Linked DNA regions of Mus musculus: regions 2, 3, 4, 5 and 6 are each linked to region 1. A link is a loop called in an ENCODE intact Hi-C map of the cell type or tissue named here. Cell type or tissue: left cerebral cortex. All regions are shown on one strand.

What was found. Hi-C counts contacts between places; a loop is a spot of excess contacts. Peaks named below come from ENCODE experiments on the same cell type or tissue, not always from the same donor. Only the 100,000 strongest peaks of a DNase experiment are listed, where the experiment ranks them.
Region 2: a loop joins it to region 1, with 2.5 times the contacts of the local background. A loop is called at or near these places in 3 of 42 quality-filtered maps.
Region 3: it touches region 1 in a loop (3-fold over the local background); 5 of 42 quality-filtered maps call a loop at or near these places.
Region 4: it touches region 1 in a loop (8-fold over the local background); 3 of 42 quality-filtered maps call a loop at or near these places.
Region 5: a loop joins it to region 1, with 10 times the contacts of the local background. A loop is called at or near these places in 2 of 42 quality-filtered maps.
Region 6: a loop joins it to region 1, with 2.6 times the contacts of the local background. A loop is called at or near these places in 3 of 42 quality-filtered maps.

Annotation. Positions count from the first base shown.
Region 1 is chr10:40,760,721-40,764,720 of GRCm38, reverse strand. The region is part of intron 4 of Mettl24 (methyltransferase like 24); the gene reads right to left. Among named protein-coding and RNA genes, the nearest start is that of Mettl24, 79 kb to the right of the region's middle. In left cerebral cortex, a CTCF peak has its summit at 2,020; DNase peaks (open chromatin) are centred at 1,914, 3,100, 3,511, 3,955 and 1 more place; H3K27ac peaks cover 3,027 bases.
Region 2 is chr10:40,828,675-40,832,674 of GRCm38, reverse strand. It overlaps Cdc40 (cell division cycle 40), which reads left to right. Exons shown (of 15, transcript NM_027879.2): 15 at 1-1,054. Among named protein-coding and RNA genes, the nearest start is that of Cdc40, 52 kb to the left of the region's middle. In left cerebral cortex, no CTCF peak of the experiment used is centred here; DNase peaks (open chromatin) are centred at 1,191 and 2,080; H3K27ac peaks cover 2,027 bases.
Region 3 is chr10:40,682,921-40,686,920 of GRCm38, reverse strand. It overlaps Mettl24 (methyltransferase like 24), which reads right to left and starts at 3,639. Exons shown (of 5, transcript NM_177793.3): 1 at 3,257-3,639. The coding sequence starts at 3,565. In left cerebral cortex, a CTCF peak has its summit at 3,215; DNase peaks (open chromatin) are centred at 2,376, 3,153 and 3,685; H3K4me3 peaks cover 1,426 bases; H3K27ac peaks cover 3,691 bases.
Region 4 is chr10:40,637,379-40,641,378 of GRCm38, reverse strand. It overlaps Ddo (D-aspartate oxidase), which reads right to left. Exons shown (of 5, transcript NM_027442.5): 4 at 3,858-4,000. Among named protein-coding and RNA genes, the nearest start is that of Ddo, 9.4 kb to the right of the region's middle. In left cerebral cortex, a CTCF peak has its summit at 2,181; DNase peaks (open chromatin) are centred at 2,147, 2,505, 2,869, 3,927 and 1 more place; H3K27ac peaks cover 3,880 bases.
Region 5 is chr10:40,648,861-40,652,860 of GRCm38, reverse strand. It overlaps Ddo (D-aspartate oxidase), which reads right to left. Exons shown (of 5, transcript NM_027442.5): 5 at 2,930-4,000. Among named protein-coding and RNA genes, the nearest start is that of Ddo, 21 kb to the right of the region's middle. In left cerebral cortex, a CTCF peak has its summit at 3,018 (motif pointing left); DNase peaks (open chromatin) are centred at 985, 2,060 and 3,078; H3K27ac peaks cover 1,892 bases.
Region 6 is chr10:40,837,742-40,841,741 of GRCm38, reverse strand. Cdc40 (cell division cycle 40) reads left to right here. Exons shown (of 15, transcript NM_027879.2): 11 at 1-42; 12 at 255-388. Among named protein-coding and RNA genes, the nearest start is that of Cdc40, 43 kb to the left of the region's middle. In left cerebral cortex, no CTCF peak of the experiment used is centred here; DNase peaks (open chromatin) are centred at 1,028, 1,494 and 1,755; H3K27ac peaks cover 1,415 bases.

The DNA of each region.
Region 1 (4,000 bases):
ACGTTTTAATCTCAAATGACTTTTTTATGGGAATATAAAATGATGTACACACTATGAGAAATGTATGGTGGTTCCTCAAAAACAAACAAGCAGACAGACAGACAAATAAATAAGTAGGGACTGAGGATCCAGCCCAGTGGCAGAGCTTCTATCTAGCATGCCCTAGGTTCAATTCACAGCACCACCAAAATAATAATGATTATTGTTATAATTATAAATTATGTGCTGTAATATATAAAATAGCTTATATATCTAATATCGTCTAAGCCAAATAAAAAATATTTTATAAGTACATATTATTATAAAATGTTATTAATATTATTATTAAAATAGAGCCACCTCATAGTCCATATACATCCAAAGAAGTTGAAAGCAGGCTATAGAGAATCATGTTCATAGTCACACCACCCATGACAGACAGGCGCTAGACACAAATCAAGTGGCTATTGACAGACGAATTGATAAGCTAAATGCATTATACATATAGTGAAATCTCTTTTCAGCTTTAACAAGGAAGGAAGGCTAGGTGCAGTGGCGTACAACTTTAATCCCAGCACTGGGAAGGCAGAGGCAGGCGGAGCCCTGTGAACTCAAGGCCAGCCTGGTCTACACAGAGTTCCAGGACAGCCAGGGCTACATAGAAAGACACTTGTCTCAAAAAATAACAAATAAATAAATAAATAAATAAATAAATAAATAAATACATAAATAAATAAGGAAGAACTTTCTGATACATGTGGTGGTTTCAGTGGTGGAACCCTGGAAGTGTGTGTGGTGAGAAACGAACGCCCCACAGGCCTGGGCACTTGAATACTTGCCCCCAGTTGGTGGCACTGTTTGGAGAGGAAGCACATCCCTTGAGGTGGGCATCATGAGTTCATGGCTTTGCTCTTCTCCTGGATTGCTCTCTTTGCTTCGAGCCTGCTGTTGATGATGTGAGCTTTCAGCTCTCTGCTCCCACTGCCGTGCCTGCCGCTTGCCTCCTTGCTTCCCCACATGGCAGACTAGAACACCTCTGGAACCATTCTCGAAAATAAATTGCTTCTTACACAGTCACTTTTAGTCATGGTATTTTATCACAGCGAGAGAAGAGTAACTTCTTCTCTTACACAGCATGCCAAGTGAAATACTGCCACATACAAATAAGGACAAACACTCCGTGGGACTCCACTTGTGTGAGACAGCAAGAGGATGCCACTGGGACGTAGGGGGTGGGGACTAGGGCAGCTACTGCTTAATGGGTATTGGCTTTCTGGAGACCATCACTGGACTTAACGCTAACACACACTGCTGAGCCACTTAAGATTGATGAGCTAGCAATTCTTATTCTATATTCACCTGAACACAATTGAAAATAACAAGGCCAAATGAGTTGCATGTGTCTATTATTCCTGCATACTAGAGGCACTGGTAATAAGACTGCTGTGAGTTTGGGCCAGCCCTACCCTGCTAATAGGCCAGCAAGGCTAGAATGTGGTACCCTGTCTCAAAAACCCAAAATAATAGTAGGAAATAAGAAAATAAATATTAAATAATGACCTATTTATTAGTACCTATTATTTAAATGAATTGTACATATAAATACACAATTCTCTTCTTTCTCTCACATCATAACATAATTTAACCCATCCTTTGGCTTAGATGATATTAAAATGGAGAAAAGTCCATATGCAGACACCTCTGCTCTTCCCAGAGTCTCTATTCACCTGACAGTGTATACTGAGGTTTACACTGGAGAGCACCATTGAGGAAGCAGGGAAAGTCGCATGCCCACAGGTTAGTAATCAGCCGCCCTCTGGAGCTCAGCGCTGCGAGGCTGTAGTGTGCCATAAACAGCAGGCAGGGGGAATAATCTCCATTTTCTGGCTCCGCAATGCAGGCATGTGCTATAAAACTAAATTGACATCTGTTAGCAGGCTTGTCACATGGGCATTTTTTCCTGCAGAATCTGGAATAAATTAAATCTTAAAATAAAACTTGGAACAGGGAGGCTGCTTTGCATAATTCCTCCTAATGGTGTGCTGTGTACCCATCACACTGATTTTAAAGGGAAGTGCTAGGGAGAAAAAGTTTCATTATCGTTTTAATTGCAACACTGTTGAATATCACTCCATGCTGGGAAAGCTGTGGGGTTTTTAAGGGTCTTCATGTTCTTAACTAAATAGTAGCAAATGAAACTTCCTTTCTTGGTATTTTCCCTGGATGGAAAAGAAAGCAGATTTAATGTCTAAGTCGACTCTGTCCATCGCTTCTCAGACACCTGAAACTTAACTCATGGCTGCTCTGCTCCGGCTCAGCTCCAGAGACAAAATGGCCCTCACAGATGTGACCTGGAAGACTTTGCTCGGGGGGCCTGGGACAGGCTCAGTGCTGAATTTGCTCACCAACTAAGCCTCTATTCTCAGCACTCTCTTAAATGTTGAGAGAACCGTCTCCACAAAGCTGTCCTCTGACCTCCTCCCTGCAAATATACACTCACGCGCATGTGCGCACACAGCAATAACAAAGAAATAAGCAACAAATAAATAAAATATAAAACCCCATTGCTTACTCAGGGGTACATGCTCTCAGAGGATTTGCAAGTCCTATGCCTTCTACTATCAAAGGCTTTGTGCTTTTATTAGACACGCACAAAGCCAGCGTGGGGCTGCAGGACTCTCCAAAGGGCACCATACAAAGATTAATCAAGGACGCGTCTAGAGAACCTTTCCAGGTTCATTTGGTTCTCGTTCTGGAAACTCAAAATGGCAAGGTTCTGAGACAAATCCGCCCACTCCTGGTGCATGCAAACAACAAAAACAAAGAAAAAGCACCCAGAGGCTGGGTCCCACCACGCGGGAAATCGCCTTCATTTTAAGAGGACTGGTCTCCTTCCCATTCCAAGGGCCACAGCAGTCCTTACTCTCCGTAAAGTATAATCACTTCTGTGCCTCTCGAATACCTCTGCTTCCTTTTTCTCCCCAGTATGAGTTCGTTTGCCTGCATCACATTCTCCAGTGGTGGTGGATCTTTTAGGCTACATGACCGATCACATTATATATCTTATAACAGGGAAACTGAGCAGACTCGGAGACTAGTGAGAAAGCAGGGGGGACGCTGCAGAAGTGGGCAGTCAGGATCTTCTTGCTACAGGGCCTTACTCACAGCAGGAAGTGGGAGGTTTCAAATGAAAGCCTATGTCATTCAAGCCCTCACTAGCCTCAGAGGCTCCTGCAAAGACAGTAAGCTCCGATGCTGTGACAAAAGACCTGACATGATCAAATTAAAAGGAAAAAAAATAGGCATTCTGGCTCATAGTTCAAAGGTCTCAGCTTATGGTCAAATTGACTTAACCTGTGCTAGCTGGAGAAAAGAGGGAGGGTTCCAAGAACCTCTTCAAGGAGATATTTTCAGGGACCTAACTTCCTCCCCTTCTGGAGGGTTGGTCCTGACTTGCCATTTCAATCAAGTGCTTCTTGCAGTTGGGATTCATTGATTACCGTGTACCTCGCTACCATATTGGTTTATTTCCTACTGTTTGCCATTGTCCCCATCCAGGTGGCAGCAGAGCCCCAGGCCCAGAACGCTATTCCTACAAGCTTGTCACTCAGACCCTCTGCCCCTGGAATACAGTGAGGAGAACACAACCATGCCACCCACGACTTAATCCAGATGTGCTTAGTTCTCTCCTGGGCAACTTTTCTAGTCTTTTGTAGGTCTGTGCTATGAGTTAAATACAGGGTGTTTTGAAAACGATATTGCAAGATATTGTGCCCTACAGGAAAAAATTCACTGTTACAGATGAGTGAACAAAACTGGAAAAAGGAAAAAAAAAACAACACTCCTCATTTCTTAAGTGTGGAATCGCAAAGTTCTGGACTCCTGTTTCTAGATGCCTTATCCTCGGGGTCCTCTGCAGATGGATGGAAGTGGAAAGACGTTTCTGCTTTTCCAATTGCAATTCAGAGCCTTGAATGACTCATTACTGTTAAATCACCACTGGCTGATTTCACAGAAACAC
Region 2 (4,000 bases), 68 kb before region 1:
ACAGTCACCTACAGTCACCCACAGTCACCCACAGTCACCTACAGTCACCTACAGTCACCTACAGTCACCCACAGTCACCCACAGTCGCCTACAGTCACCTACAGTCACCCACAGTCACCCATAGTCACCCACAGTCACCCACAGTCACCTACAGTCACCCACAGTCACCGCTGCTGAATCAAGCTCTTGTCTTCTTCCGGTTCCATTATTTTTATGGCCTTTGTATTTTTACGTGTAAACTAGTGACCCTCATTGGTTGCAGCTTTCTTCTAACTATTAAGCAATGTAAAATTAGAAAGCAGTCCGAAGTTCCTTTCTTGACTCTCTTCCTAGTCACGAGAGACAGGACTGTGTAGACCTAAGCAGAAAGTGAGGTTGTCTCTGAAGCTGGAACTCAAGGGAACAAGCCAAGGCTTTGAATGTTGCTTGCAATCACTGTCTGTAAGGCCCTGGCTGCACCCAGAAATCAGGGTCTCAGGCTCTGCTTTGCCACTGGATGAATAATAATGAGTTCCCTCTGGCCAGAGTGTGAAGACAGAGTCCAAAATACCACTTGTAATTTCTTTAAAGTCACAGTTTTGTCCTTAAAATCACTCTGGTTTTACTTGTGAATATAAACAGTAAAACTTTTGAATGTTAGAAAAAAATTAAATTTCTTTTCAGATCTTTGAAAAACCATTGACATTATAAGAAAATGCCTGGAGCCCCCCAGTCTGAAAGGCCACGGGGCTTTCTCTTTTTTAAATCACATGCTGAACATTGCACTGCCTAGCCATTGCCATTTCTGTGTCTTCCAGGAAGGGTGGCATATAGGAGGAAGGAATTATACAAAACCATTCTGTCGTCCAAACCACTATTTTAACAAATGTGAATTACTGGAATGTAGTAAGAGAAAAACTTCAACAACAGTATTGCATGTTAACAAATCATAATTTCGTAATCTCAATTTCTTTTATTGTGTTTTTGACTGTTTCTAAACAGAGTAATTGTACATAAAAGTTTTCTCTTTTTTGAAAAGATCCTATTTTTGAATAAAGCATTCTTTTTATAGAAAGTGCTGCTGAGTTCATTGTGTCCTTTGTCTTAGGTCTGTGAAGATACCAACAAACCACCTCAGACTTAAATGGGTCACACAGAAGGAATTGCCGTTGAGAGGTGGGAGGGGTGTGTTCAGTATGGTAATGGGTTTATTCTAACCACATGACCAAAGCGGGTGTAGGCAGGTGGGATTAGAGCATGCAGACAGACAGGCTCCTTCCTAGTGTAGAAACCCTGAAAGCATGCTGTAGCTTGCTCATGTAGACTACTTGCGGCCGCCGCCGTCTCCTCCTCCTCCTCCTCCTCCTCCTCCTCCTCCTCCTCCTCCTCTTCCTCCTCCTCCTCCTCCTCCTCGATGCATGCTTTTTGTCACAACCCGGACAGAGTTCTTCCCAAAAAGTTAGGTTTGTTCAACTGATGTAAAAGGTTCAACTGAATGAATATTTAGACACTGAAGCAGAAGCTGGGCTGTTTTGCCATAAGTAAGGAACCAATTTTAAGACAAAGGATACAGAGGAGGGTCGCAGAAATCTTTCCGAGGAGAAACAGTTGATGGTCTGTGTATTTTGAGACAGAGTCTCATTTAGAATTGATTCTCCTGCTTCTACCTCCCAAATGCTGGGATTGCGGACTTGGACTAGCCACATCTGGCAGGAACTGGCTCTTGAGAACCACATTATGGGGCTGGCCACTAACTTAAAATGCTTATAAAGTGCCTATAAGAGAATAGTGGCAGAGAAGCATCAACCTTTGAGAGGCAGCCATGAGGATCCTAATACCGGCAACAATTGCAGAAGCAAGCGCCTTGAAGCTCAACTGGCTGAACTGTATGTTTCGATAGTGTTGATTGCCGTCATATAGGATGCAGAAAAAAGCAGCAGATAGCTAAGGGTGCCACGATATGTTCTGGCACCAGAAAGGAGTGTAAAATGCCACCCAGACCTTAAATGTGGATCGCAGCCTGAGACCTAGGGAACACAGCTGCCATATTTCATCAGACACAGAGGGTTCACGTTTTAATGTCTCAGGATAAGGCTCTAGTTGAAAGCTAAGCAGTACCATAGATTCACTGGCAGCATCCATTCTTATGAGTCATAAATGGTTGATGTAATAGAGTATAGAAAAAGCCAAGTACAAAGGAGCCAGGGGAGAGAGGAGCTAGTGGGAGGAAGGGACCTGTCACAAGCATTGGATTGAAATTCACATCGTGAAATACATGGTTGGTGAGTAAGTAAGCAGACATTTCAAGTAGAAAGTCAGAGACTTCTGGCTTTAGACTCTCCCTGAGCCATGCAGGGCAGGCATGACACTGTGTCTCACATGTGTGGCTGGGCATGACACTGTGTCTCACATGTGTGGCTGGGCATGACACTGTGTCTCACATGTGTGGCTGGGCGTGATACTGTGTCTCACATGTGTGGCTGGGCGTGACACTGTGTCTCACATGTGTGGCTGGGCATGACACTGTGTCTCACATGTGTGGCTGGGCATGACACTGTGTCTCACATGTGTGGCTGGGCGTGATACTGTGTCTCACATGTGTGGCTGGGCGTGATACTGTGTCTCACATGTGTGGCTGGGCATGACACTGTGTCTCACATGTGTGGCTGGGCGTGATACTGTGTCTCACATGTGTGGCTGGGCATGACACTGTCTCACATATGTGGCTGGGCGTGATACTGTGTCTCACATGTGTGGCTGGGCGTGATACTGTGTCTCACATGTGTGGCTGGGCATGACACTGTGTCTCACATGTGTGGCTGGGCGTGATACTGTGTCTCACATGTGTGGCTGGCCGTGATACTGTGTCTCACATGTGTGGCTGGGCATGACACTGTCTCACATATGTGGCTGGGCGTGATACTGTGTCTCACATGTGTGGCTGGCCGTGATACTGTGTCTCACATGTGTGGCTGGGCATGACACTGTCTCACATATGTGGCTGGGCGTGATACTGTGTCTCACATGTGTGGCTGGGCATGATACTGTGTGTCACATGTGTGGCTGGGCACTCCACAGATACTCTACACATTGGCCATTTGTGAATTTCTGCATTTACTACTTTCTATTGCACAAAGAAACTTTCTAATGAGTTCTGAGGGCCGTGCTATTTTATGAGTAGAGAGATATAAATTTAGAAAGCAATTTGATATTGTGTCCATTTAGCAAAATAAGAGCTGTAGATTCACTCCTGAGGCTTATGAATTCCCTACCCATGAGTTCTTGGCAAGATTTACAGCACTAAACATTTCTTTTTCTCCTGTGGAGCAGATCTTAGATCCAAGCAGGAATTGGGTGGTTACCTCTGCAGTGCTAGCACAGCTATTACACATTGGTCGTCGTCGTAGTTCATGGAGGTTACAACGGACTGTTGTTGACCTACCCGCAGCAAGCTCCACAGCACCTTACCGTACTATGAAAGCCAATCAGCTAGGATAACTCCCTGTCAGTACCATCTTCAAGACTCCACATCCTGTGACCGAAATGTGTGGTGGTTTCAGCAATGGGGTCTTATCATCAAATTCTGTTGGGCAACCAAGAACAATGAAGATAACCTGTATTGGTTTTGGAGGCTCTAGGACACTCATGGCCAACATATCAGAGAGAGGTGGTTTAGCCAACTTTCTCTAGAGCAGTGGTTCTCAACCTTCCTACTACAGTTCCTCAAGTTGTGATGACCCCTAACCATAAAATCATCTTTGTTGCTACTTCATATCTAAGTTCGCTACTGTTATGAGTCCTAATGTAAATATCAGTGTTTTCTAATGGTCTTGGGCAAACCCTGTGAAAGTCTTTCAAACCACAAAAGAAGTTGCACCCACAGATTGAAAATCACAGCTGTAGAGGCACAGAACCAATAGGACAAATGAATGTGTTCAAAGACTGTTAAGTCGTCTTGCTTTGAAATCATAACATCAGCTGCAGCACACCCCAGAGACTGAGAACTGTGTAGTTGCTTGCG
Region 3 (4,000 bases), 78 kb after region 1:
TGTGTGTCCGTCTCTGTATCTGTCTGTCTTTCTCTTTCTCTCTCTGTGTGTGTGCACGTATGCATGTATCTCCAGATTGTTTCCATTAAGAGCAGCATATAAGGTGGTAATATAATTGCTGAATGGTTGTACCTCTCACTCCTGCAACAAAAGCTTGGTGGCAAGAAACACTCTGCAACCCAGGTAAGTGTTTCACACAAGCACTCATCAATCACCCAGAAAGCTGCTCACGGAATGAAATCTGTTCTTCTTTACCCATGTGGAAGCCTCCCAGGGCAAAGGAACCGAAAATCTTGTGAAACTGTTGATCGGTATTCTCAAGCAATTAAAATAAAATAATAAAGTTAAAATACATAAAAGTTCCATGGGTAAATTCCAAATTCTATTTCCTTTTATTAATGGTGCATCACCTTAAATTATACCTTGCTTTGTGTGGCTCAAAAGAAACAAAGTTTATCCCAGGATATAAGATGGTGAACTCCATCCCCATAAATCAGAACACAGATGGAGTAACTGCCCTTTCCAGTTTTGAGGAATATTTTAACTCAGCTGTGAAAGACTGGCAAAGTGAAACAAATCCAAAATCCTGTTTAGGAACTTAGTGAGATGAGATAAATATTCTCATAATGAGTATAAGAATGCTTACTATGAAGTAAGTAAAGTTTATAATCTTATAATTGTAATTACATATATTTATATATGAAATATATAGCTTATATATAAAATATATTTGTAAATTTATAATTTCATTATAAATTTATAATTTCAAAAATCTCATATAAAATAAGTTACTAACTATGGAGAAGATAATCTAAGTAAGGCAAATGTTCCCATGAGAGGCTAATAACAATTTTTTTACAATAGTGATAAGCCTTACTTTTTATAAAGACATTTAGAAACTCAAGAAGTAGCTGTATCCACCTTTCACATGTTAGTGTCTCCGGAGTTTACCATGGTAACCATGGGAAATGAAATCCCTCCCAACGGAGAATACTTTGTTCAGACAAAGCATCCCATCTGAAATGGATTCTCAGGTCTCCGCAGGAACAAAGCAACTCAAACTCACAGAAGGCATTGCTGTCCGTTGCCATCACAGGCTGCAGAGAGATCGGCATGGAGATAGGAGTGGGTTCTCAGTGAACCTTGACCTAAGTGTCTGAAGTAGGAATGGGCAGAAGATTGACAAGATGCAGGTTGGAGCGCAGAGCAGGACCGGGATATGGCAAAAGAATGTAAATACTCTGTAACAGTTTACACTTGAGGAGCAGCTAACGCTTCAGACAACTTAGAGAAAATAAAAGTTGTTACATTGTGTTTCTAGCATGCTAGACACTAACATTTTCCTTTCATCTTCTTTTTAATTTAATTGTAATGACTGAACCCCAGTACTCAGACTCCTGTCCTGTAAGTCACACTCACCCCCAGTTGACCTCATACCATCTCATAGTTTTAATGCTACTTGCGAGCAATAGCCCCAAATTGCTACTTCAGCCTGGACATTGCCTCTAAGCCCCAGATCAATGTGTCTGAATGTCTATTTGGCATTTCCAACTGAATCACTAAAAGATATTTGAAAGTTATCTGGGGTCAGCACATTCTATCTGTAATCTACCAAAGATAAACAGATAACAGAGATAAACCAAGATAGCTGCTTCTCCCCGTAACTTTCCAACATTCCCCATGTTTGCTACATCTCGCCACCTCCATAGCTACCACCTGCCTGCCATTTTCAGACTGATCTCTGTTCCAGCATCCCACAGGGGACAGAGGTGAACTTCCCACAAACACCCCCAGTGACCCCCTGATTCTATGCATTCCAAACCTAAACACTGTGAGGCAGGCTCTAGTCACCAATAACCTGGAAGACAACCCCTTAGGTCTCCTTAAACAGGAGACAGCAGAAACAAAAGTTGTGGAGAATCACTCAGAAAGGGGAGATTATCAAAGACAGAGTGTTCAAGGGTGTCCACAGAGGAACAAAGGAGGCCAGACTCTTAAAAAAAATATCAAATCTCAGTTCAAATGTCTCCTTTGTTCACTTTTTGATCTTTCTTCATAGGTTCAAGGCCTGAATCAAATTGTATGACTTTCCTGAGCCCCAGACACTTTGAATTCAGTTTGTGCTGGCAGCACTTGACCCAGCATCCAGTGGAAGCCCTTGGCAAGGGTTTTGAAAGCTTAGCACAGCATCATGGGAACTGCATGGACACAGTGAGAAGGAGGTGTCTCTTTTAGAGTAACTAGCTAAGTCTTTATATAGGAGGTGCATTTCGGAGACAGAAAAAAGAGCTGTGTGCGTCCCAGAACATAAGAGAATTGCCTGTTAAGCAATGCCATGTGGGAAGACTGAGCGCAGGGCATATAAAAGTGGGGGAAGAAAATCACTGAAAGTAGTGGGGGTGTTAGAGTAGAGGAGCCAAAGGAAGAGCAGGCTGGTAAATGCAGGGGCCAGCTCGCAGGTGGGGGCTGGGTGCTCAGATGCCATCAAGAAAAACCCGACTCCAGGCAGCACAGCCAGCCTTGCTTCGGAGGATGGCACCGCAGTTGGAAGCAAGAGTGGCAGGTGTAAGGATGTGGCAAGCTCATATATCCAATTCCTAATCTTTTCAGTCCTAGGTACCACAGAGCTCCCAAAAGAAGGTGTAAGGTGAGGCTTCAACAACCAGAGGTTTAAACTGACCTACTCAATGAAGTGCGGGAAGTTAACAAGGCAAGGATCTGGCCCTGGAGCATCCGATTATTTCCCACTAAGTGGTGCTATGGGTTTGGCTTCTCACCCGGTGCCAGTTCCCACTGCTGGGTAGGGACTCTGGGGTCGGAGTGGGTGAAGGGGGCGGTGTCTGGATGCTACTGGAAGGCAGATCTTGACCATCACCTGGATGAGCCTTTCATAGTGTCTACCCATCCGGTTTTGTCCAGGCCTGGGTGGGGAAAACACAATGGCAAGCCATGCCTCCTTCCCTTTCAGCGCCCCCTCCCTTGCTGAAATGGGTGTGGTTGCTTGGTGCTCCTTTCCTAGAAGGAGGTCTGCCACAGTAGGCGCTCAGCAAACGTTAGTTGAATTTGCATGATCCCTGCTCAATTCCACTTCATTCTATAGGGATACTGAGTGAGACTACAGAAAGTTCCAGGGAGAGCTCAGCTAGAAGGAAATAGAAGAGTCTTGAGGTCCCAGTGGCCTGAGCAGAAGGCTCCCTAGCGCCATCTGGGTGCAGGCTCAACTCCAAGGTCCATGTCTGCATGGTTTGCAACTGACCTTCCTGCGGAGAAGCCCGCCCTGGGCACAGCAGCTCGGCTCTGGGGACGTCGTGCTCCCGCCACCCCGGGGCAGCACTCGGCGCCCACTGCGCACGTAGGTCACCTGCCTCCTTCTGGCTCCGCGTGGGGAGCCGGGCGCCGACAGTAGGTGTGTCCGGGGTGGCCCTGGGGAATCGCCGCGGCCCGGGGGTCCCGAGCCCGCGTGGCGCAACTCCATGCAAAGCCGTAGGCCCAGAAGCAGCGCGGCACCGAGCAGCCACCGGGGCAGGGCTCCACAACCACGCCCGGGAGGCTTGACAGTGGCCATGGCGGGGACCTCGACCTCCGGCTGTGCTCTGGGTCCCACCCTCAGCTCCCAGCCGCCTGCAGAGAAGCGTTCCCAACGGACCGGGCTGACAACTGTGGCAACTCCCCAGCGGCCCGCCTTCTTCCCTGCGACCGGGGAGGCCCCGGCGTAACCTTATCCTGCCCAGCCGCAGCAGGAAGAGCGAGGGGCGGTGGGCTAGGCGTGCACCCAGGCTGCCATAACAGGGCTGGGTGTCCTTAGGTGTGACCAGCCTGTAAAGTCTGGCTAGTGGGGAGAGCCAGAGTCAGAATAGAGCACGTTCCTCCGGGGCGCCTGAGCTTTGACTTCATTTGTTGGTGTTAGTATTAGACACAAGGAAAGAGGAGAGGTGAGCCGCCAGGTTTGGCCCCAAAGAAAAAGTTGTCAAGCAGTTTTTGCCACTAAGCATGATATAAA
Region 4 (4,000 bases), 120 kb after region 1:
TTGCCCAGGACTTCTGCAGCTAGAGGAGAGGAAGGAGGCTGGTACCTTGCCCATGCCCAGCCGGCTTCTCAGGTGTAGTCTCCCCTCCCCCAGCCTGAAACCTGCTTGCTCAGGGATGGAGCTTCCCGCTCAATCTTTCTGCCACGCCTACTGCTGGAACCTGCCGCTTTGCTGTTCCGAAACCATCACGTGATCACCCTGCTACTGGATTCCAAGATTATTTGGCGGGAATTGGGCACCTCCCCCTTCCTTTATAACTGAGTGCTGAAATAGTAAAAATTGAACCTTGAGCAGAGAGCTTTGTCTTGGTTCCTTCCTTATGTCGCGCAGCCCAACCCCTCTTCTCTTCCAGGTTTCCAAAATGCCTTTCCAGGCTAGAACCCAGGTTGTGATCTGCTGGCCAGACACAACACTCAGGCAGCGGTGCATCCTACCTCAGAGGATGAGAGCATCCATCCCAATAGAATGGAGGAGGCTGGAGGCCGAGCAAGGCTGCCTGGAATTGGGGCTCAGAGCTGAATGTGGAATGGATCCCGGTAGGAGCGAAGATAATTGAGAGACGTTTGTCCCCTTGCTTTAGCTATCAGACTGTTGAAAATGGACCCCATTTTCCCCCAGGAATCTCATGCTGAGAGAGGAAGGCTGAACCCCAGTGTTAGAGGCTGAGTGTCTCCTGGAAAGAGATTCAGGCAGTCCTGACAACTTGTTAGACCATGTGCAGAAAAGACTGCGGCTGGACACAGCGTGGTACCCAGACCACACCCTGACCGGAGCGCTTCAGTGACACATACCTCTCCCCTCTCTTTAAACCTGATGGTGGGTGTGGTTCTGGAGGGTGGACTGGATTTTGTTAACAATGTGGCTAGACTGAATAACACTCCTTTTTGTTGGTTTGTTTGCTCCACTTTGCTTTTCACCATTGTTTAATTGGCTTGTGGAGAATGGGGCCAAACATGGCTTATTAGAGCTGCCAGGAGCTCTGGCCCAACCATTCAGTATCTGAAGGAAAACATCTCTCTTGGTATGGAGTTAGGTCTCCTCTCACTCGAGAATGAATAGAGGCAACCTTGTTAGGAGTCTCTAAAGTCAATCAGAATGAGTTTTTAGGCATCATAGGAAAACAGGTTTGAAGTGGAGAGGTGAGAAACAGCCACACTGAGGATGAAGAGAGAGCTAAGGATGGCCGGGTGGGACTCAAGGACGATGCGAACTTGTGCGAGTTGTGTTAGGACTGCTCTCTGCATGTGCACTGTTAGTCAGCTTTAAAGCTAACTCGCAGATCTCAACCCAAAGAACAGCACCTTCTCATCAGAGATTTAAAAACAACAAAACAAAAAGTCACTTATGTTCAGTCAGTTTGTTCAGAAACAAGAAGAAGCCTAGTTTAAAGTCTCAGTTGGCAAGTCTTAGAGACTGGTTTCTTCATAGCCTGACATTGCTCCAGAGTTAGAGCTTTAAAATGTATTTTAGGTTGGCAAAGCCGCCAGATGCATATGGTCTAATTCCGTCTTGACGCCATCACTGTCTCTCTGACAATGAGCTGCTGCTATACCCTCTGGGAGTGTCCGTCCACCCCAGCCTGGCCGACTCCATGAATACACACAAATCACTCCAAGCACATCAGACATCGGGTATAAAGCAGCTTCCGGTCCTTTGGACCCTCCACGGAGGGTGTATGGGCGTGGCCCAGGGGTTCTGTAGGCAGGCAGGCCTGAAAGGGAAACAGTCACACTCCCTTAACTTCACAGAAGCGGTGGCGAGGAAGATACAGCCAGGAAGATGCCTCCGAGCAGACGAAGGCCTTAATAAACCTGCAGAGGCCACTGCACCCACCCTGCATCTGTTCCTTACAAAGCTTACCGCCAGTGCCAGGAAAAGCAGGCACCAGCCTCTTTCTGCCTTTTACAGTGTTCTCTCAATTCGTCCTTGCTTACACCCGGGGAAAAACAACAGTGAGCACGTTCAACTGTGTCTGCAGCCTGTGCGGTCTCATATTCCTCTAACGGACACTGGAGGACAGAAGATAGGCTGGGGTGGCGGTCCCTAAGGGATGCTTCAGACAGGCTATGCTCCAGTAGGCCCAGTGTGGGCTGAGCCAGAGGGGCACAGGAGTCTGCTCCACACACAAGAAAAGGCCCTTGCAAGTTGGTCAAGCATAAAGCTGGGACAGCCTGCCCCCTAGGCGACGTGCAGGGTAGGTGTGTATTTCTATATAATCTAGGAAATCACCGGTGTCAGGCAGGGAGAAGAACACAAAGAATGTGAGGAAGTCTCAGGGATTCAATGCCCGCCCAGAAAAACAGCAGAAAAGCCAACAGCGTGGGCAGGGAGGTCAGCGGTGTGATCTGTGTGGGCCACAGGGTAAAGCCTGGCATCCTGGAAGCAATCAGCTGGTCTAAATTACAGGCCTCCAGCGCGGATAGGAAGCACCAGGCCTTCTAGATGCCGTCAAATGCAGGGTGACTCTGCTCCCTTCAGAATAATGTATTTAAGTAGGCTGCCTGGCAGGAGACTTCTTGTCTCTGTGATTCATTTCCTGGGATGGCAAGGAAAAAAAAAAAAAAAACACAGCCAAGTGTGTGACTTTACTGTCCCAAGATATAAAATATTACCTGTATGGGTGATTAAGCCTCTGAGGGCTTTTGAGTATCGGGTTGTTTAGGCAATTTTTGAGAAGGGTATGATGACCTTTGCTGGTTTTGGAAACGAATGAACGATTTAAGTTGTAATAAAATAATAGGCTTTTTCTGGGTTTTGAAGACACTGCTCCAAAGCTCACTGAGAGGAATGTTCCCTTTTGAATCAGGACACAGAAGACCGAGTGCTCACACTGTGGGGGAGAGGCGTAGGAGGCGACAGAACAGGCCCAAGTGTGAGAAGCAGCAGGGATTGTGTGACTGCCCATCTGGGCCTGCCCAGCCCACAGAGTGAGCCCCAGATGTCCAATTCCTTCACTGCCCCACCTCCCTCCAGCCTGAAGGCCTCCCCTTGGGCTGCTATGAGGCCCTGCTCTGTCCCACAATGCCTTTTATGAAAGAAAAGGGGGCAGGTAACCCACGCCATCCCCTATTGGTCATCTGGCCAGATGCCAGGCTCGTTAGTTATACTAAAAAACAAAACAAAAAGAAAACTAATTTCAAAATGCCTCCGGTCCCAAACATTTTAGATTCGGGTTCTTTGCATCACATCCGGCTTTGGGGACTGACAGCGCTTATATTTAACAACCCCACCCATCCCGACCCCCCCCCCCCCCGCAAACATCATGCAATGGCTAAGAAAATCAGCCAGAGATTTGTTGGTGTGTCGCAAACGAAAACACTCTCGCTGTGACTCCTAACAAGCTGGACACAGGATGTGCGGAAGCCAAGCCAAAATGAACTGTCAAAGGCTGAAGGTGTAAAGTACAGGCCTCCGAAAGGTTCTCAGTTTTAATGTTCTCACCCATCACACATTAGCAACAATAAACAGTGAAGCTATTTTTACTGAAGATGAGAAAAAGATTAAACAATAATTCACGATCAATATAAGATTTTTCCAATCATAAGAACTAAAGGTCTGTATTATCCGAATGCCTCCTTTTTTTAATTTTTTTTATTAACTGAGGAAACTAAGATTTTAGTAACTGGTTTTGCTCTGAGGGAATGGCGATGAATGAGACACCAAGTTATCACGAGTGTGCTAAGGATTTAGTCCCTGCCTGGCAAACACTCTCCAGATGCGTTCATAGACCCCTGGCCCTTTGTGAGCAGCAAGACCTTACAAGAAAGTCCCAGAGAGTCTGCTGCGTGAGCTAGGAGGCTGTACAATAATTTATCACCATGTCAAACAGGACAAAACACAGAGACATTTCAACTAACCTTCTCTCCAGCCACGGGAGGTAGGCAGAAGTCTCGCACTTCAGGGTTGTAAAAGCCTGGCCAAACACATACTGAGGGAACCGCTTCAGCTCAGCCTCTGTCATCTTTCGAAATCCCAGCACCACATCAGCCCAGAAAGGCAC
Region 5 (4,000 bases), 110 kb after region 1:
GGTTGTCAGGTGCTGGCCCCTGTCTGCTTCTCCCCCTCAGGGTAGCGAAGCCTGTGGTGCATCAGGCTGAATTGGAGGAAGAGAAGCTCAGAAGGACCTGGGTACGTGCAGGCAGTATCTTGATCAACTGCAAGTGTGCAAAGAACACGCACATGCGGGAACAGCTTCAGAGAACTGTTTCCGTTGATTGGGGGAGCAAAGGCTATTTAAACCTTTGGGGGTGGGTAGGGGCTATAGGCATATGTATATCATTGGTCAGAGCCAGGGTTCTGGAAATGCCTCATTTGCACAAAGAGGAATACATGACCTTATAAGACAAAAGGAAGTTTGCCAGGCTAAGTGGGGCAAAGATGGGGGTGGAGATGGGGGCACAGGACTACATATGCCAGGACATGTAGGCCCAGGAATGGAGTGGGAGAGATCCTACTCCTGTCAGTTTCGGGATGAGATTTTCAGGGTTTGGACAGGCTTTGACTCCACTCTTGCTCCAGGCCTGCTCCTTCTGGTACCACGGTTCTCTGACCCACAGTCAGGTTTGAGTGGCAAATGCTTTTATCCACTGAGCTATTTTACTGACCAGAGATGATGACTGAGTTCTGAAGTGTGGCATGAGACAGCCAGTGCAGGCCTGAATGGATGGAAGGGGGGGTGGGGGGGATGAATCTCTTCTCTGCCGGAACTGGGCTGTCTCCTGACCTTCACACCCAGACTGGAGCTGCCCTGGTTCTCAGGCTTCAGGCCTGGACTAGAGCTGAACCACTTGCTTTCCTGGATGAAGGTGGAGAGTTCCATCATCTGCAAAATGGAGATCTTAGAGCCATCTGCTCAGCCTCCATGATCACATGATCTGTCATGGCCCCCTTATGATAAATCTCTATAGAGCTGTATGTTGGCTTTATTTCTTTGAAGAATGCTGACTAATATACCAGCCAAAAGAAAAATGAGGGCTAGTTCTTTAATGCTTGTGTGGGAGTCGGCCTGAATCCCTTGCATTTGGCAGGTACTCAAAGAAGGCAGAGGAGTTAGAAAGCTTTGGAATAGAAGAGGGGGAAGGCATCAGTAATGTGCTGATTGGAGACCTTCCACATGGGAAACGGCAAGCAGGCCCACAAAGACAGACATCCACAATCACTGGATAGTGGTGCATATTTTGATTCCTTGGGTTGATCCAAATTTAGAAGGAAAGACAAAATTAAGGAAGATCTTGGTTATCAATCATGCTCTGAGCATTTTGTGTCAATCCTTACAGAAGTATTGTTTAGGTTTCTGGATTGGAGCCATGCAAGTCTGACACACAGCAGGCTGGTTTCCTGTGCTGCATCTTGGGGGATGATTCCCTGGACAGAAGGCTGCAGGTCATGGCTCAGACCTCTGTTGTCTTACGTGTGCAGGCTGTTGTCCATGTGTATAGTCTACCTCTCATCTTTCAGACAGGCGCTGTCTCTCAGCAGCTAACCTCCAGCTGTTGAGGTAATTTCCAGCATTTCTAGAGAGCCATTACAGGAGATAGCTAATTCTCACAGGCCGCCTTCTCCAGAGTGCATAAGGATGAACCTGCTGAAGCCAGCACACTCTCCCAGCTCTGCAACATGGTGGCAAGGGAGAATGGGAGGGAAGGTAAGCTTATAGCAGCAGCAGTAGCTCTAAGGGAAAGGCTCAGTCAGAGCCCTGTGGACAGCTCTAAACACACACTAATGCCGCTGCACCTCCTCCTCCTTCACCCCTTGTCTTCGAAATTCTGCTGTAACAGAGCAAGGCTGAGCAACAGGATCCACCCCCACCCCCACCCCCACCCTTAACTCCCTATGTGATCTTAAGATGCAGCCCAGAAGGGCAGCTCATGACCAACATGAATAATATCCTTTGAGAAATACCAAGGAAGCCTTCAGCAATTAGTGACAATGAAATCGGGGCAGGTAGCCAGGACGCCTCTGATCTTTCAGTCTTACAGTGTGGAGCTTTAGAGATATAAAATGGGTGTGAAACTGAGCCAGAATGGCAAACAGGAAGAGGTCATGGAGTGTGGGAGACTTGAGATGCAAAATGCAGAGGCTGGGCATCCACATGGTGCAAGAACCGGATGAGGAGACATTTAAAGCACGTTCGAGCCACATGGTGTCCCAGCACTGAGGGGCTGTAGACCCAGGTCCCCACCCCTACCCAAGGTGCTGTTTACAGTCGACACCTGATGGCAAAGTGGAAGTCAGTGTTCTCCATTGGTGTGGCACTCCACATATCAACCACACTCCACGGCATGCCCAGGCGTACACAATGAATTCTGTAGCTTCGAGTTTTGCTTGGGTTACTTTTTTTTTTAAATGGGCTTTTTGGTTTTGTCCATTTATTTTAGGTTTTTGGGGTTTTTTGGATTTTTTTGTCTTGTTGGGGGTTTGAGGGGGTTACACTTTTTTCATTTTTGAGTTCTTGTGGGTGTTTTAGGTTTTTTGAGAGAGACCATAAAGGTGTGGGGATAGGGAAGTGAGGAGAGTCTGAGTTGCCTAGGAAAGGGGGAAGCATGAGAAAGTACATTGTATGAAAAATGTGACTTGCCCCGTGAGGGACAAGACTCCCGCTGTATCAAGTGACACCCTTTGTTTTTATTTGTAACCATTAAAAAGGTTACCTTGTCATGTTAAGATGCCAGTTTTTCATGCTACATTTCCCATGCAGTGCACATGTTCTAAATTGATGTAAATACAGGCATTTCTTGTCTACTTTAAATAGAGTTCAGAATAGTTTAATTTTGGCCATAGGAACTCTAGTCTCCACAATAAAAAGAAAAAGAAGGAAGAGAACAAGGAAGAGGAGAAGGAGGAGGAGGAGGAAGAAGAGGAGGAGGAAGAGAAGAGAAGAGAAGAGAAGAGAAGAGAAGAGAAGAGAAGAGAAGAGAAGAGAAGAGAAGAGAAGAGAAGAGATCACACACACTTCCTTATTTTATTTTTATTTTATTTTATATCTTGTCATTTCTAAATTTTCAGATGCTCTGGTTTATTTGAGATTGATACAACATCGCCCCCTGGTGAAAATTAATAGAAATGAGACTGCTTGATTTAACAAGAATTTTTGTAGCCCATTAAACACTGTTTGGTATGAAACCCCAGCTCAGTGCTCTCTTCAAACAAAATCGCACACGAAACCTCAACAAAAACGCAAACACAAGCTTCTTGTCCATAAGTTTTATAATGTTTTTAAAAGATTTATTTAATTCCTCTGTGTGTGTGTGTGTGTGTGTGTGTGTGTGTGTGTGTGTGTACCTACAAAGGCCAGAAGAGTATGTTGGAAACCCTGAAGCTGTAGTTACAGGAGGTTGTAGGCACTTCATGGGCACTAGGAAACAAACTCTTGTCTGCTGGAAGAGCAACAAGCAATCTTAATTGTTGAGCCATCTCTCCAGCCCTGTCCCTATACTTATGGCCAATCGTAAGACTCCTAGGAGGTTCAAAACAGGCTTTATTATTCAACAACAACAACAAAAAAGTACTTCTCTCCAAAATGTAATGACATCCCTGCTCCAGGATTGCTTACTTCAGTGAACAATCTTCTCCCAGGCCAAAAACCCTCCCGAGGACCTACAATGAACCCGGGACGGTAAAGGTTCTGAGTAGCCTGAAGTTAGGGAGCCAGGTAAAATTATTCAACTCAGCAATTCTCAAACTTACATTATCACAAGACATATTCCCTTTCTCCCCAATACTTGCGACATGAACACTTTGTGTCGTATGTCATTTAAAAAAATGATTGTTTCGTCTCCATTAGCAAATTAGCTCCTAGGTCGCATAGACGATTCAGTCTCCAACAGTGCTCATTCACTGCGCAGTCAGCAGCTCTTGATCATTTGTGGTAATGAAGTATGCAGCCTCCACGATTGCTATGGTAAATCCCTCCTGGCAGCTTGACAAGATAGGGGATTGCTTAAGACAGACGTAAAGCCCGCCCTTTGGGTGGGGCTGAAGGTGTTTCTAGATATGGATGACCTAATCGATGACTCAATCCATGGACA
Region 6 (4,000 bases), 77 kb before region 1:
AATCTCTTTGTGGCTGGGATGTCTGATAAGAAGATCGTACAGGTAAGTCTGTCTTTCTGGTGTGTCTGTCTGTCGGGGTCTGTGAGCTTTAGATTGTTGATGTCTGCCCCTCTGAGGGTCCACTCTGGTTGCGCTAAGAAGGTAGCAGTCAGTTCATAACCTTAGAGTGTGAGAGTTTTAGGTTCCGAAGTGCCTTTGGCTGGTTTTCATGAGCGCTCTTACCTCTGTGTGTGCCTTCTCTTGTTGCTGCACAGTGGGACATCCGCAGTGGAGAGATTGTTCAGGAATATGATCGGCATCTGGGGGCTGTCAACACGATTGTTTTTGTTGATGAGAACCGAAGATTCGTGAGTACATCTGATGATAAAAGCCTACGAGTTTGGGAATGGTGAGTTGTCATAAGAAGAAATCTGACTTATGAAACAAGCAATTAAAAAATTATAGCCGAAGCTTGATAATATGCAGCAATTTTCATGTCTTCCAACCAAAGTGTTTTAATTATGTAAATACTGACAATTTGGAAATTGAAATCTAAACATTTATAACTATTATTCACAATCTTTGGAGATTCTCCCAAAAGTACATGGATTTGAACTTGGTTTGCTGCTGCTGTTGTTGTTGTTGTCGTCATTGTTGTTGTTTTGTGGCCATAATTGCTACATTGTCACACCTCACATTGTTTTTCTTTTAGTGAATTATGAATAACTTATTTCACGTGCATTGGTGTAAGGGTGTCAGATCCCCTAGGGTACACGCAGCTGTGGGCTGTGCAAGCGAGCGAGCAAGCGCTGGGGGTTGAACCAGGGTTGTCTGGGAGCGCATCCGTGCTCTTACTGCTGACTCAGCGCCCCAGCCCTGCTTTTATTTTTATGGTTTTCTTCTTTTATTATTATGTGTATGGATGTGCATGGGAGCTTGGCGCATGTGTCCAGTGGCGAGTTCTAGAGCTCACACTCAGGCCCACCGAGTCACCTCGCTAGCCTCCTTGTGCATGCTTTCCTGATTCATCTTTGCAGGACGGCAGGCAGGCTGGGCGCAGGATGTTTGGCTACATCACACATAGAGATCCTGGCCTCAGAACAGATCCAAGGAAAGTGCTAGTATAGTGAGCACTTTGTTTTCTTACAGCCTGCTTTGTAACCATCTATGCTGTAAGCTGCCTCATATCATCAGCTTTAAACATCTGCTTGTTGAATATAATCGGGATACATTGACTACTTTTTCCTTTTATCAAAAAAAATGTTTTTCTAAAGTAAAAAAAAAAAATCCTTAAGCTAGTTTCATTAAGTATCTTGATATTTTATGATTTAGTGACAAAGAAACAAGTGGTAACCTTTCTAATTCAAGTCAGCTCTTGGGTGGAGCCCAGCTTGTATTTATAGTCACAAAGAACAACCCCTTGGAGACCACAGCCTTGCCAGGCCTAGAGAGTGCACCATCCCTCCACCTCTAGAAGTGGCAGTTTAAGAGAAAGCAGGCGGCCTTGAACCTCAGCCAGTGGTTTCCTCCTCAGACTTACTCCCTTGGAGAGCCAAGTAGGCGGAGTAGGCCCTCAGTATTATCCGGATAATTGAGGTCAACTCTCAATCGACATCACTATACCCTTCCCGATTATCCCCAAGGACACTGGACTTTGTATCTAATCTTACCAGTTAGCTTCATCCTTACTGTTCACTGTTCAGAAACTTAGGTCTTTCCTCAGAAAAGATACTACTTAGACCTAGAGATTTTAGGTCAGTGGGGGAGTGTTGGCCAGGAAGACTGCTTCGGAGGAGGGGAAAGAGTAGGAGGAGGGAGAAAGGGAGCGAGAAAGAGAGGCTGTTTCTTACAGAGAATCTGATGTGGACACCGAGTGTCTTTGTTTGGATGGTTTGGTATGGTGTGGTGTGGCGGGGTTTGGGTGTGTGCACACAGTGTATACACATATGTGTGCAGAGGCCAGACAAGGGCATCGGGTGACTTCTTCTATCTCATAGTCATGCCTTGCTATTACATAGGTGCTGGAGATTTGAACTCAGGTCCTCACACTTGTACTGCAAGCACTCTTACTCACTGAGCCATTTCCTCAGCCTGACTAGGGGTGTGTGTGTGTGTGTGTGTGTGTGTGTGTGTGTGTGTGTGAGAGAGAGAGAGAGAGAGAGAGAGAGAGAGAGTTTGTGTGTGTGTGTGTGTGTGTGTTTTATGGTTTGATTTTACATTCAGATGTTTGTGTCTTGAGTTGCTGTTTCCATCATTGAAGGTAGAGTGGTGTGAAAGAAAGCAGTTAATATTGAGAAGCTATACCAGTGAGAGAGCTTTGAAACACTTGTGTAGAATTTAATCAGTACGATGCTTTGACTAAATTAAGGCAGTGCTATTAAAGTCCTCCTTTCCCTCTCAGAAGTCAGCACTGCTCTGGTCACTAATGAAGATAAGTTCTAGAGCTAGTGCTTCTATATGTCAGTCACTGAGATGAACATTTGATATGAACTGTGATTTAACGTGCAAAGCAGTCTAATGTGCGGTGGGCTCTTTCTTTTTTCATATAAGAAAACTAAAATAGTTAAAAGTGATGTGCCTAAGGTTATATAGGGCATGAAATGGTCAGATTGATTCCAGAACTTTTTGTTTGGTTGGTAAATGGGGACACATGGAGCCAGAGAAGGTGACTCGGATCTGCTCAGTTGAGAACAAACCAATCGGGGACCTCAGATCTCTCCACTGCTCCCTGGTGATTCTGAAAGGAATCCCTGAAGAGTCCCTAAGCCCAGAGCAGACTGAGCCCAGGGGAAGGAAGTTCCCAGCACTGGGACTTTATGTAAGAGGAGGTTTTCTAAACCCATGTGTCCTCTACCTCATTGTAGCATAGCACCATGACAGAAGAAGAGAGCCAGACAGTTTGTGGTTAAGAGGACCAGGACCCAGATTTAATTCCCAGCACCCACATGGCAGCTTAGAGCAGTCTGTGTAGCTGCAGTTCCCGGGGATCTGATGCCTTACCAGGTCACCAAGCACACATACAGTGCACCCATACACTAAAGGAAACAACCGAGGGAAGCTGGGCCTTCCTAACTGTGCTGCGCGGGCAAAGCTCTGCCGCCATTGAGAAGGCGGGTGGGAGGTTATGCTGATTGGAGGGTATGCTAGAAGCCAGCAGTGGTTGGTGCCCTGCGGAGCAGTGAACAAACCTGGTGCCTGTGGGGCTTCTGCTCCGGTGGTTTTAGTTTTGTCTTTTCACCAAAGGTATTTATTTTGGTAAAATATCTTTAAAAAATTTTACAGAAAATGGTAAGAATTGCCAAATGTCTTTTATTTTTATAATGCCATGGGCTTGTTAGCTTTGGATAAGTTCATTTCCAGACCAGATTATCTGAAATCAGTTCCAACCTTGTTATATAAATACAAGATCTAAGTAAACAACTGGCATTGTTTTTATGAAGTTCAGCTATACCTAGCAGGCGTTTTTGCCAGAGATAATGAAGTTGTAAGGGTGGCCCAGGTTCAGTCCTTATTCTAGGGCAGAGGCTCTCAGCCTTCCTAACACACCACCCTTTATCACAGTTCCTCATGCTATGGTGACCCCAACTATAAAGTGATTTTTGTTGCCACTTCATAACTGTAACTTTGCTACTATTGTAAATTGTAATGTAAATATTTGACATGCTACCCCTGTGAAAGGGTCGTTTGACCCCCAGAGGGGTCTCAACAGGTTGAGAACAGCTGTTCTAGTCTAGTACCAAGACTTGTTAAAATAGGGCCCTGTGTCTTAGTCAGGGTTTCTATTCCTGCATAAACATCATGACCAAGAAGCAAGTTGAGGAGGAAAGGGTTTATTCAGCTTACACTTCCATACTGCTGTCCATCACCAAGGAAGTCAGGACTGGAACTCAAGCAGGTCAGGAAGCAGAAGTTGATGCAGAGGCCATGGAGGGACGTTCCTTACTGGCTTGCTTCCCCTGGCTTGCTCAGCCTGCTCTCTTATAGAACCAAGACTACCAGCCCAGAGATGGTCCCACCCACA